Linked DNA regions of Homo sapiens: region 2 is linked to region 1. A link is a contact called in ENCODE Hi-C or POLR2A ChIA-PET data. All regions are on one chromosome and are shown on one strand. Each heading gives the region's core, a stretch centred on a gene start or an enhancer-like site at or near the end of the contact. The rest is flanking DNA. Distances are from core to core; before and after follow the strand shown.

Region 1 (5,562 bases), core at 2,647-5,146:
GCAGCCGATACTAAGAGAAACGAAAGTATCTGGTGAAGAAAGGGCTTTTCTTTTACAAAACAGACACTCATGTACCTTGCTGGCAGATGAGACGGGTTCAGCATGGGATTATCAAAGTCCTGTAGTGGGCACCAGTGAACACAACGTTGAAAGTATAAACACATGGGCACACACACGCACACTCACTTTATCCCACAGTCGAGCCATCCATTCATTTGAAACATGTATTCCTCATCCACTTGTGCCAGCCACTGTGCCAGTTGCTAAGGATGCCAAGATGACGACCAAAGGAAAGTTCAAAAAGCTATTGCCTAACCAGGTTTCAAAACAAAAGAAACACGCGCCTGTCAGCACTTTGCTGTGACTTGGGTCACATCAGTCCAGCGCTCTCCTAGGAGTCAGGGGCCAACAGGAAAACTAGGTTACTTACTTGTCGCTGGAGTTCTCCAAATACAATGCCTCCACAGATCCACACTCCTGGGGTCCCACACTGTGCTGCACAGACCTGGAACCTTCAAAAGCAGTAGAACCATTAGCAGGCTGGGAGGCTCGAGCGCTGAAGCAGCCGCCGGGGCTCCACAGATAGCTAGGTCAGACCCTCCCGCCTGCTCCAGCATCCGCACAGAGTGCTGGTGGGAGCCCGAGGAGTGTGGCCTTGTGGAGGACGTCTGCATGCACTAAGCGTTCCAGTGACCAGTACAGCAGCTGACCTAATAGCTGTCCTCCTAAAATTCCCTCCACACACCCTTACCGCACACTAGCCTGCGGGTACGTTTTTAACATGAGTGGTCAAAACCATAGAGACTGGGGCGGGCGGGCAGGTGGCAGCTGCCAATGAGCTTGCACAGAGGGAAGACGGGGAAGAGATGCATGTGCCTGTGAATCTCGCCCAGGATCACACTTAGAGCCAAGGCGAAGCCAGCGCACAGCAAAAATTCAAACCTCACCCCAACTGCTGAAATAAAGGAACCAAAGATCTTCTCCCCACTCCCACCAGTCAACTAATCCTGACTTTCTAGTGATTATTAAGGTATCAGAGGTTCCGGGACTGTGCAGCATGAAAAATGTAAAAAGATAGAGAAGGCTTGTGTTTGATTAAAGTGAAACCTGACACAAAGTTCAATGAAAATAATAAACAACTTCAGACAGGGCCAAATTTCGTATTTCAACTCAAACAGTGAACCTTTAATAATGTCCTAATTCAATGGATTTTCCACAAAGAGGATGATACCGGTTCCAGTAGAACTGTCCTCAATATGATTGAAAAGAACACATGACTAGAGCAGAAAAAAGCTGAAATTTTCTTAAGCATGCAGTTAAATTACAAGCTACAAATAGCTCTTAACTATCCATTTGTTAAAAGCTACAATCTTATATTCAAATTAAATACTCTTAGCATGAAAATGAAGATCCCATGCTGAAGTGAAGATTGTAGACTCTTACTTTTATTCTTCACTTATTTTTCTGAAACCACTGTTCCTCCAGCATGTATAGAGCAATACAAGTCTGACTTTATGATTCCGACTCAAAAATAAGTTAAAAAGATTAATAAACTGTACGCTCATCAAACCCAACATTGTCTTAAATCTCTTGGGATATCACCTCATAGCTTCTAAGAAAACATAATTTTGTAAGGTTCTAAAAATAATTTAAAAGATATGATATCAGTTTTTTCTTGCGATTAACTGAAATGTGGGAAGACAGGAGGTGGGGGCGGCAGAACAGGAGAGAAGCATCGGGGTAGCCCCTCGTTCCCAAGCATCCAGGTCACTCAGAGGGACAACTCGTGAGGATGAGAACGTCCTCTTCAGTTTTAATATACACCGGGGAATGGGAAATGTTAAATTGTTGAACTATTTAAAAATAAAATAAGTGATTATACTTAAATCTAGAAGAAACTAAGGCTAGAATAACCCTACAAATAAATAGAAAACAAATACTGGTCTTTGCTTCTTTCATCAAAAGCAGAACTCAATTTATTCATCAAAATTATCTTAAATTTAAAAGTGGACGAAGGTAAGAACAAAAAGATAATACTCATTTGAGATGAATTCCTTAAAAAGTTGTGCTAAATTTCTCAAGCCTCTATCAAGACTACGATCTGCTTCTGAGACAGTACTTACATTCTATGGGATCACTTTTTAAGGAAAACTCTTTGTGTCAGATTTGGGAATGGATGTTGGGATGAAACTCTGAAATAGTCTTCAACTCCTGCATCACGAATCTCAACAAAAGCATGTGCTTTTGTCCTGCATGTGAAATTCTGACTAATTGTCTCGCCTGGATTCATCGCAAATCCCTAAGTGGTGATACACTTCTTTCAATGCCTTCGATTAAGATGAAACAGCCAGAGTTAACCTAGAAGCTGATGAGTCTTAACCAAACCTTGCTTGCATAGAGAATCAAAAAATAATAATAGCCATATACATATTCATTATGCTCAACATAAGTTTTGTATGGGCATTAGAGGTTTTTGAGTGTTTACCTTAGAAGAGTCATGTTTAATTTCAAAATAATGTCATTTTAATTTCAATTATTAGTGGTGTGGCCTCAAGCTAGATCTGAAACTGACTTTGACTCTAGATAAATATTGCTCACTAAGAGGCAATCTCCTAACTACTACTATACAGTTGAGATCCACTACATAATTATAACTAGGACAAATGGGATGTGCAAGCCACTCTAAAAACATCTGCTTAATATCAAGGATTGAGTGGGTCAATATATGAACAATTGCTTCCTATACCCAGGATTATTCAAAGATGCCAAAGGTATTCAAGAACATAAGACAACTTACTTGATCACATAAAACTAAGCCTGTATTTAAGAATAGCCGATATCACATTAATACACAAATATTCTTTAATTATGCGTTCATCTTTTATTTTATAATGTCACCCAATCCCTTGAAAAGCTTTTTTTTTTTTAATTTAACAAGTGGGATATAAGCTAAAGTAGCCTAAGAGAGAGAGAGAGAGTGAGAGAGAGAGACTGATTTTCTCAGCTGACTCTTTTTTTTTTTCTTCTTGAGACGGAGTTTTGCTCGTCACCCAGGCTGGAGTGGCACAATCTCGGCTCACTGCAACCTCCACCTCCCAGGTTCAGGCGATTCTCCTGCCTCAGCCTCCCGAGTAGCTGGGATTACAGGCACCCGCCACCAAGCCCAGCTAATTTGTTGTATTTTTAATGGAGACGGGGTTTCACCATGATGGCCAGGCTGGTCTCAAACTCCTGACCTCAGGTGATCCGCCCGCCTCGGCCTCCCTAAGTGCTGGGATTACAGGCGTGACCCACCATGCCCGGCCTCGGCTGGCTCTTTAAAAAAAGGTCTAAAAGAATAATAATTTAAAAAATGCAAATCAGCAAAGTGGGTATGTTGCTGTTTATACAGAAATGTCAGCTGCATAACATGTGGGAGCCTTGCACCCACTGACTGAGGACAGCTCGCCTGCCCTGAAAGGACCCTCACCTGAGTGTGAGATGCTGGTGTGACACTTCCAACATGCGTCTGTGGAGGTGAATTTATAGGTACAGCACTTACTACCGAACTAGCCAGATCACAGGAGTTTAAAGAAACGCGGGCAGCTAGAGCAGAGCCCTGGAGTGCGTGCGCCCTCATTCCATCCAACTTCTCCCTTCGGTCAGAACATCCCCAATTTCGAATCAAGCAATCTGCTGCGCCTACAAACATCCAGGATCACCAAGAGGCACAAACACCACTCCACTCAAACTGAAACCTCTACAACCCAACTTGTCTCTCCATCAATGTGCCAGGGGCTCACTAAGGATGTTCAGCAGAGTTTCCAGGAAGACATGAGGCTGCACTGCTGACGGCCAGTTTCCTGCTCAGTGAGGCCGGCCAGCAGGGCATGAATCCAGACATCTCACCCAGAGCCCTGCACCACGAGCGACTACCACTCGCTTCGGCCCACACACAAACAGCACGTCTTCACATTGCAACATGAACCATGCAGCGGGGGAAAGATGATGAACTCACAGCCTAAGATTAGAATTCTAGAGATGAGAAGAACACACTGCCTGATCCTTTAAAAACCACAAACTATGAGTTTTAGAAAACGTTTGGAGAAAAACATTTGCTATGTTAACTTCAACAATACATCATATATTTTGGACCTTCCACCCATTAAAATATCCACACCTCCTTGCTTCAGCTAAAGGCCACCATGGGCCATGCAAAGCTGAGTGGCTGGCGTTGGGAGAAAAGCCACCACACTCCCAAGCCCCTCTCTCAGCTCAGCCAGGATGTCCTCAAAGAAGCCACAGAGCCACCCCCTGTGACATGTGCTCTCTGTGCCATCACCTCTCCTTTATATATGGTTACAGCTGTAATTTTATAGTCACTTGTGGATTCTTCAAAAAATGTCTGCACTCCATTTATTCTGAGATCCAGAACACAGGGCCAGCTCTGACCTGCCCAGAGTCACAGTCCCAGATTTTGCACAATTCTTAGCACACAGCAGACACTATAATCTTTTATGGAATAAATGAACTACGGGACAAGAGGTCGTTTCAATTAAGAATGAAGCATGAAAAGAGGTCTAGCTTTTGGGTACAAACATATCTGAAGATTAGTTTTTTTTTCCTCACAAAGTGATATACATAGTTGGAAAATAACAAGGCTAAGAAGTGAATGCAATCTCTACAAGGTGAAGAGAACGAGATAGGTATGTTATCCTAAACTGTTAATGGTTACTTATGAAACTGTCATTTATCTTACATGAGCTCATTTATTACGTTGGTGCAAAAGTAATTGCAGTTTCTGCCAATATTAATATGTTTATTTTTCATAAAATTCTATGCTTTAAAATCTTAGAAAGCTGCCTCCTTTCCATTTTTCTATTCTATTTTCAGCTGGTGTCAGAAAATTCTCACTGGAGGGCAGAAGTAATGAGCTAAGTAAGAGTCTTCCAGCGCTGGGTTAGAAAGGGACAGCTTTGTACATGGAGTTATTAACATGCTAACTTGTATAAATATACGATGCTTTGTACAGTTGAATAAAATTATTTACTTTCATGGCTTAAAAAGTAACATCATCGATTGGTTGGTAACATTAGAGAGAATTTTGTATCCTAGAATTAGACATAAGCCAGTAATCCTTACAGAATGATAATCCATGTGACAAAGCATGACGCTGACACACCTGTCATGCTAAGGACAGTTTAACTCCTCATTGACTGTGGGCAGAGCTCTTTAGCTCCGACCTCTTATAATGTCTTTCTTGGCTAACTCGTGTGCTGTGTGCCTGAAGAGCTCAATGCTGTGCTCTGGGAGAGAAGCTGATCATTGCTTATTGTTAGGGTGGCACCTGTAGATTGATTATTGATTTCAGGCGCTAACAATCTTATGCTCCCGTTTATTAATAGTTCACTATTTCCATTAGAATTGTGTTGAATAAGTTCTTGACCTAAATGGAAATTAATATTGTGGTATCTGAAAACAACATTCTAAGATGCGTATTGGCAAGTGTGTTAAACATATAATTCTATCCTCAAAGTTTTCATTGTCATTTCAGTACAATTTATGGAAAAATGAAAATGAGAC
Region 2 (6,278 bases), core at 225-2,724, 170 kb before region 1:
CCGGCTGCTGAAGATGGGCCGGGGTGAGGGTCAGGGGAACCCCCGACTTACACCCAGATGCTTTAGAAATGTCCGCGGAATTGAACGGAATTGAATTTCAGTCTCCAGACCTCTTCGCTGAGGTCTGTAGTGCGTTTTTATTTAATAGTAATAATAAACTTGGAAGAAATGGGGCCTTCTCTGATTTGTACTTAATTTCTATGTCAGCCACATGAGTAATTTTCCATGATTTGCTTTCAAATCATCCATGGAAGGCGAGTAGGTGACTATATACTGTTCCTGTGTATATTTTATCTTGATTAAAGTGATAAACAGTATTTAGTTTCTTACCTAAGGATTTAGAAAGACTAATTTTATAAATATGTAAATGGTTCTAGTCAATGTTGAATGGGAGGGTGACTCATTATTTTGTTCAGCCCATACTTAAACTGTATTACTGATAATGTCAGCATTATAATTAGCAATAACAACCATAAATGTATTAAGTTACTAATTTATTAAGAACATGGCTTGGATACAGTATCTGCACCAGGAGGATTAAGTTTCACCTAAAGTGAAAGTGGAAAAAACAGCTCTGCTCAGAGGCCTCTAGGCTGTTAACACTGTTGGTATTTTAAGTCTTAGAATGACTGATTTGCAACTCCAGTTTCAAGAAACCTCTCTGTGGTGTACAGTTTCTTTCCTGTTGTTTGACGCTGTAAAACACCCACATATGTTTTTAATTTGTTTAATGCTATCAGAGTAAGATTTTGAGCCATAGCAAAGCCCATGCTGAGGCTTTTGTTTTCTGAAATCTCATGTTTAAAGTTCTGATCATTTAAAAACCTCAAAACTTGGAAATGTTAAAACTATGGTTCCTGTAGGTAGTTTTAAGAAGTAAGAGCTTTTTTTTCTTTCCTTTAAACTTGATGGGAAATATTTTGTGCCCTTCCAAGTACATGTACATGTTCTGTGATGCTGCATAGCTTAGTAGAGCATTAAACTTGAATCACAAAAGAAAACGTGACATGAGCTCCAGCCGTGTCACCTACCACTCTGCACATTTCTGTGTGTGATTCTGGGAGGCATTTTTCCCCCTTATGAGAGAGTCAAGGAAAGTTTCTGTCAGTTTCAGGTGCTGGTTACTGATCTGTCAGCAGGGAGGGCAGCTGCGGTGGGGGCTGCCCGGTCTACCCCACACACTGCCTCTGCCCCACTGCCCGGCCCAGGCTGCTGAGGGCCCCCTCCTTCCCACCCTGCTGCCACCTTCTCCACCTCTCCCCACCCACACTAGATGATTCTTTCCTCTGCTGTCATAGAGCCTGCGGCTGAGTGCTCTGATACAGATCCTGGTGATTTGTTTATCATCCGACTTCTTCCCCTCCTATATCAAGGAGGGAACTTTCCTCTCTCTGATGCCTCCGTCTCTAAGCCTGGAGCATCCCCAGCACATAACTGGCTTACAGATGTTCGAAAGAGTAAATGAATCATACCTATTTCCTAACTTCTTTTTCACATAAAAGCTCAGTTTCCTGAGCAGGCTTTAGGTGCCGTTGGCTGCTGGGGAGGTGGTGGGGAGGCCTCGTCTGTTGCCTGCAGGAGCTTCCAGTCTCCTTTGCAAGTTTTGCCCTCAGTGACTCAGGGCTTTGAAATTTGCTTCTCTCTCATCCCGAATAAGCCACGGCAGGATGTAAGAGGAAGAGAAACTAACTAAAGGGTTAACTGTGGAATGTCTCTGATTGGTGAAAAAAAGACACTTTTCTGGAGTTGCAGTGTTAGTCCACTCATATGGGGTGCAGGTCCCTGGTAACAAGTGGTTGAGCCACCTTCCTGGGCCAGTTGAGGGTCAGAACAGGAGACATCAGATTCAGGCAGAAGCACTCCGCCCATCAGAGGAGTGGGCAGCCTGCCCTCCTGACTCATGATTCACTCATGCGGATGGAGTGTAACTTCCTCCAGGCAGGCGCAGGTTCAGGGCACAGCGCTCCTTCTCAGAAACGAAGAAACTCCTGTTCTGCCTTTGACTCCCTGTGTTTTTTAAGTTGCAGGGAAATTTGGTTTCCAAATGGTCCTGCCTCACTAATTTACCAGCTTTCTATCACTCTGCCCATTTTGTATTTGGTTCTCCATCTTACTACAGAACTTGGCAGAACCCAAGAAGGAAAGGGTGCCAGCTGCCCTGGAGAACCCAGGGACGTGCCTCAATGCCAGGAGAGGGGCAGGGGGCAAGACCCACCCACAGAGGGATGCCCTGTCTTAGGCAGTCTTTGCCTGCCTGGCAGTCCTTGGTCCTTAGGACGTAAGACACTTGGCTTCACTGGCTACTGGAGGAATTCATTCCTTTTTGGCAGTGTGAATCAAAGGGGCTGGGCAGTTACCTTTGGGAGGGTCAGCAAGCGCTCAGAACGTGCCCATGTGCCAGGCTGCTTGTGGCTTTTGTCCCTCAGCTTTCTCTGAATGCTGTGGATCTGCTGAGCTGTGGGCTTACTCTTTGGGGTTTTCTGGTGATAGCTAAGCCTCCTGGGGATGATTCACTACATGTTCAAAACACCAAACGAGGCCAGGTGCGGTGGCCCACACCTGGAATCCCAGCACTGCGGGAGGCTGAAGCAGGCAGATTGCTTGAGCCTAGGAGTTCGAGACCAGCCTGGACAACAAAGTGAGACCTTATCTCTACAAAAAAATCAAAAAATTAGCTGGGCATGGTGCTGTGCACCTACAGTCCCAGCTACTCGGAAAGCTGAGGTGGAAAGATCACCTGAGCCTGGAGAGGTCGAGGCTACGGTGAGCCATGATCACACCACTGCACTCCAGCCTGGGCAACAGAGTAAGACCCTGTCTCAAAAAAAAGAAAAAACCACAAAACACACACACACACACACACACACACACACACACACACCCCAAATTCTATCTAGGCCAGCGCTAACACTGTATTAGTGCCTCCTGTGAGCCAGGGACTTTGCAGACATTGTCTACATTGTATGTTGTATGAGTTCTTGGGGCTGCCATAACAAAATAGCAGACTAGGTGGCTTAAAAGACCGACATTTCTTCTGTCACAGTCCAGAAGACTGGAAATCTGACAGCAAGGTGCCAAGGGTTGGTCTCCTCTGCAGCCTCTCCTTGGCTTGTAGAAAGCATCTTCTCTCTGTGTCCTCCAGTGGTCGTCTCTCTGTGTGTGTCTGTGTCCTAATCTCTGCTTAGAAGGACAGCATCACGTTGGCTCAGGGCCACCCTACTCCAGTGGGACCTCATCTTAATGTCATGGCCTCTTTAAAGGCACCATTTCCAAATGCAGTCACGTTGTGAGGCAGTGAGGTTTAGGACATCCACGTATAGATTCAGGAGGATCACAGTTAAGCTTATCACATGTGTTACTTGATAAACCCCAGCAGCGGCTGCACAATTAGAGTAGAGAAGGAAAGTCCTGGGATTGGCATTTGCCGCCATGTCTGACACCTCCTGGGGAACGGACTCCACACCAGCAGCCACACGCAGTCTCTGCCCTGTCCTCAGGAGACAGCAGACCTGGTTTCCCTTCTGCAGACCCTGGTTGGGCCCTTCCTGTGCAAGGTTCCTTCTTCCTGCCTCCTGCCACAGGCCCCAGCTGGCGGCTCCCCCCAGGGCAGGTGTGCATCTGCAGAGCGCTCATCTCCCACGTGCTGAGTCATGGCTTTGCGCAGCCCTCCCCATACTTAGGACCCTCAAAGGATCATCTTCATTCTCCCAGGCACTGAGTCGCAGAGCTGGGCCGGGCCTGCCCGAGGCCAGGTAGCCAATGGTGGGGAAGCCAGAGAGCAAAGCCAGGCCTGGAGCCCCAGGTGGCACAGCCGGGCAGAAACGATCCTTGCGTGGGAGCGTCAGTCTTCTCGTGGCCACAGGAAATGAGGAAAGAGACAGGGGAAATCATTTTAATGTCATGTCTTTTCTTTAACCTAAGAAACCTCAAATGTCATGTAAGCATAGAATCCATATAAAAATTGTTCATGAAATGGTTAACAATTCTTCTCCCATGAAGTCCTCACACTCTAGGATATATTTTATCTCATGGTGCAGTGTGGCCTGGCTACGTCTCAGGTGCTAGGTGGCCACACGTGGCTGGGACCGTAGGTCTGGGCAGCACAGCTCCAACCCTGGCCGTGCCCACGCCCCCTGCCATCTATAGCCAGGCAGAACACACTGAGACCCCCCGTATAGTGTACGTCATGCAGTTCACCATCCCCTTTGTGCATGGTACCCATTGCTCGTTAAATAAGCACTTTCTAAAGAAGTCAGAAAAAATTGTAAATTACCAATATTTTTCCCTGAGAGATGCTTACAGGTCCAATGTTTCACACACTCCCCCTCCCCTTGTATGAAGTGAGTTGGGGTCGATAAAGATGAGGAGGAGGGAAGGAGGATGACGGGGAGGATGGAGAGGAGGGGAGAGAAGAGGAGAAGAGGGAGGGGGAAGGAGGAGTGAGAAGGAGGAGGGAGGGGGAAGGAAGAGGGGAGGGGGTAGTGGGTCAGGCTAATAAATGCAGTTGTAAGGATTGCCGTGGATAAAAATGCAGCGCGGAGGAGGAACAAGGAACGGCCCGTTTAAATCTGCCCAGACTCAGAGGCCGTTTAGGGCCGGTGAGAGTGATGTTTGCCGAAGGGCATCCAGCCCCACGTCCCACTCTGCCCTGCCTTGGCGGTGCCTCAAAGCCCTCCCAAGCCCTTACGGTAAAGGCTCAGACCTGGGACCTTAGCACAGCTTCTGAACCAAGAGCTGTGGCTGAGCCCTGCAGGTGTCATGACATTTATCAAGCTGTCTTGCCACGAATTTTCTCTGACAACACACAGCCTGTTTTTAATTCATGAGTGGATCGATCGTGCTCTTTCCAAATGCAGGTGAAAATTAGCTGTTTAGGACTGAAAGGAATGTTTTAAATGCTTGTTCATTCCTGCATTCATCCATCCCCACACACACATATTAAAAATACTTTTTATTATGTGCCCACTCTGCATAGGACAGTGATAAACTTTGTACATGAAAATTCCGGCTTCACCACCAGCTAGTTGGGTGATCTTGGGCAAGTTACTTTCTCTCTCTGTGCTTACTTAAGATGGTAACATGATACGATGATAACATTATGTAAAGTGAGTGAGTCCACATGTGTGGTGCACCCCCTTGTACATAGCAAGTGCTGTGTGTTGTTTGGTGTTACTAATTTTCTTCTTATTGCTATTATTGTAAAAAAAAAAAAAAAAAAAAAGGAAGTCCTTGTGTCTGTCCTCAGAATACCTCACAGTCTAATCAGGAGACCAACAAAATTACAAAAGCACACTCAGAGCAGTGATGGGTATGAAGAGCTCAGGACAGAAGCAGGACTCCCTGGGGCTGTAGAGCCCACAGGCCAGCAAGAGAAGCTACGGGGAGGGCTCACATAGAGGGAGAGACAGGGGTGTCCTTCCCCACTTCCCAGGGTTGAGACAAGCATAAGCAAATATTTAAATACTGTATTTTTTTAAAAAAAAGATTTGATTTGGGGCACCTGCTGCAAACCTCTCCCACTCAGTATCGCCAAGGCTGTAGGGTCCAGGTGTCCCCCTAATACCGGCTCCACCCAGTCCAGCTTTATCCCACAAAGAGCTCTGCCTTCCAAAACACCTGGCTCTGCAGACCCATCCAAATGTAACTCGCAGAGCGATTGCTGGGAGACAGCCACCCTCTGTGATGAATCCATGTCTCTGTGAGTGGCTGGCAGCTCCTAACACATCCCACTGAGATCTCAGTTTCTGAGAGGATGCCCGCTGGGTGAGGCTGCAATTTATTAACACAGGTTGGAATTGTCTCAGGCTGTGTAGAAGATGTCTGGCTCTGCAGATGGCCCTGGCTGAGACTCTGTCTCCCGAGGGTAGCTGTTTTCCTCTTGAATCCTGGAAGCTCAAAGCTCCCTTCTCCCCTAGGACATCGCCCAGAGCAGCAACATCCTGCGGAAAAGAGTGTCAGTGGCATCTTTTGTTATGCAGAGGAGATGGAATCCTCCCAGGTGACTGATAGCTGAGAGGGAGGGAAACTATCAGGAGAGCCAAGAAGAGAGATGGGTTCCAGGAGGAGAAAGTTGTCCACAACAGGAAGAGCTGCCACAGGGCTCCCCTCTGCCTGGCTCCTGCAGACCCCATCTTCACAGGTAGAGAGCTGGGGTCCCAATATCTGTGAGCCATGACCTTTGGGAATTTACCTGAACGATTATCCAAAGGATCAGGGGAGTCCTTGCCCCGAGTTGGCCCACAGTGGGGGGCTCACTTGTGTTGCCCTGTTGGTGGGGG

The links. Hi-C counts contacts between places; a loop is a spot of excess contacts on that map. ChIA-PET counts read pairs that join two places held with the same protein, here RNA polymerase II (POLR2A). Pooled maps may share reads with other maps.
Region 2: a pooled map shows a loop between it and region 1 (2.4-fold over the local background). The contact joins two enhancer-like sites. A Hi-C loop is called at or near these places in 4 of 37 single-sample maps with no recorded cell type and 4 of 50 pooled maps. POLR2A ChIA-PET finds 5 or more read pairs at or near these places in 1 of 52 experiments (GM12878).

Annotation. Positions count from the first base shown.
Region 1 is chr18:76,930,930-76,936,491 of GRCh38, reverse strand. All of the region lies in intron 25 of ZNF236 (zinc finger protein 236), which reads right to left. Among named protein-coding and RNA genes, the nearest start is that of MBP-AS1, 47 kb to the left of the region's middle. Within about 2 kb of position 3,896, at least 2 of the 41 ENCODE cell types and tissues checked have a DNase peak (open chromatin) inside an H3K27ac peak, as active enhancers do.
Region 2 is chr18:77,097,112-77,103,389 of GRCh38, reverse strand. All of the region lies in intron 2 of MBP (myelin basic protein), which reads left to right. Among named protein-coding and RNA genes, the nearest start is that of MBP, 33 kb to the left of the region's middle. RefSeq lists a silencer at 1,150-1,269 and enhancers at 1,560-1,629, 1,720-1,849, 2,953-3,711, 3,514-3,733, 5,228-5,985 and 1 more. Within about 2 kb of position 1,474, at least 38 of the 41 ENCODE cell types and tissues checked have a DNase peak (open chromatin) inside an H3K27ac peak, as active enhancers do.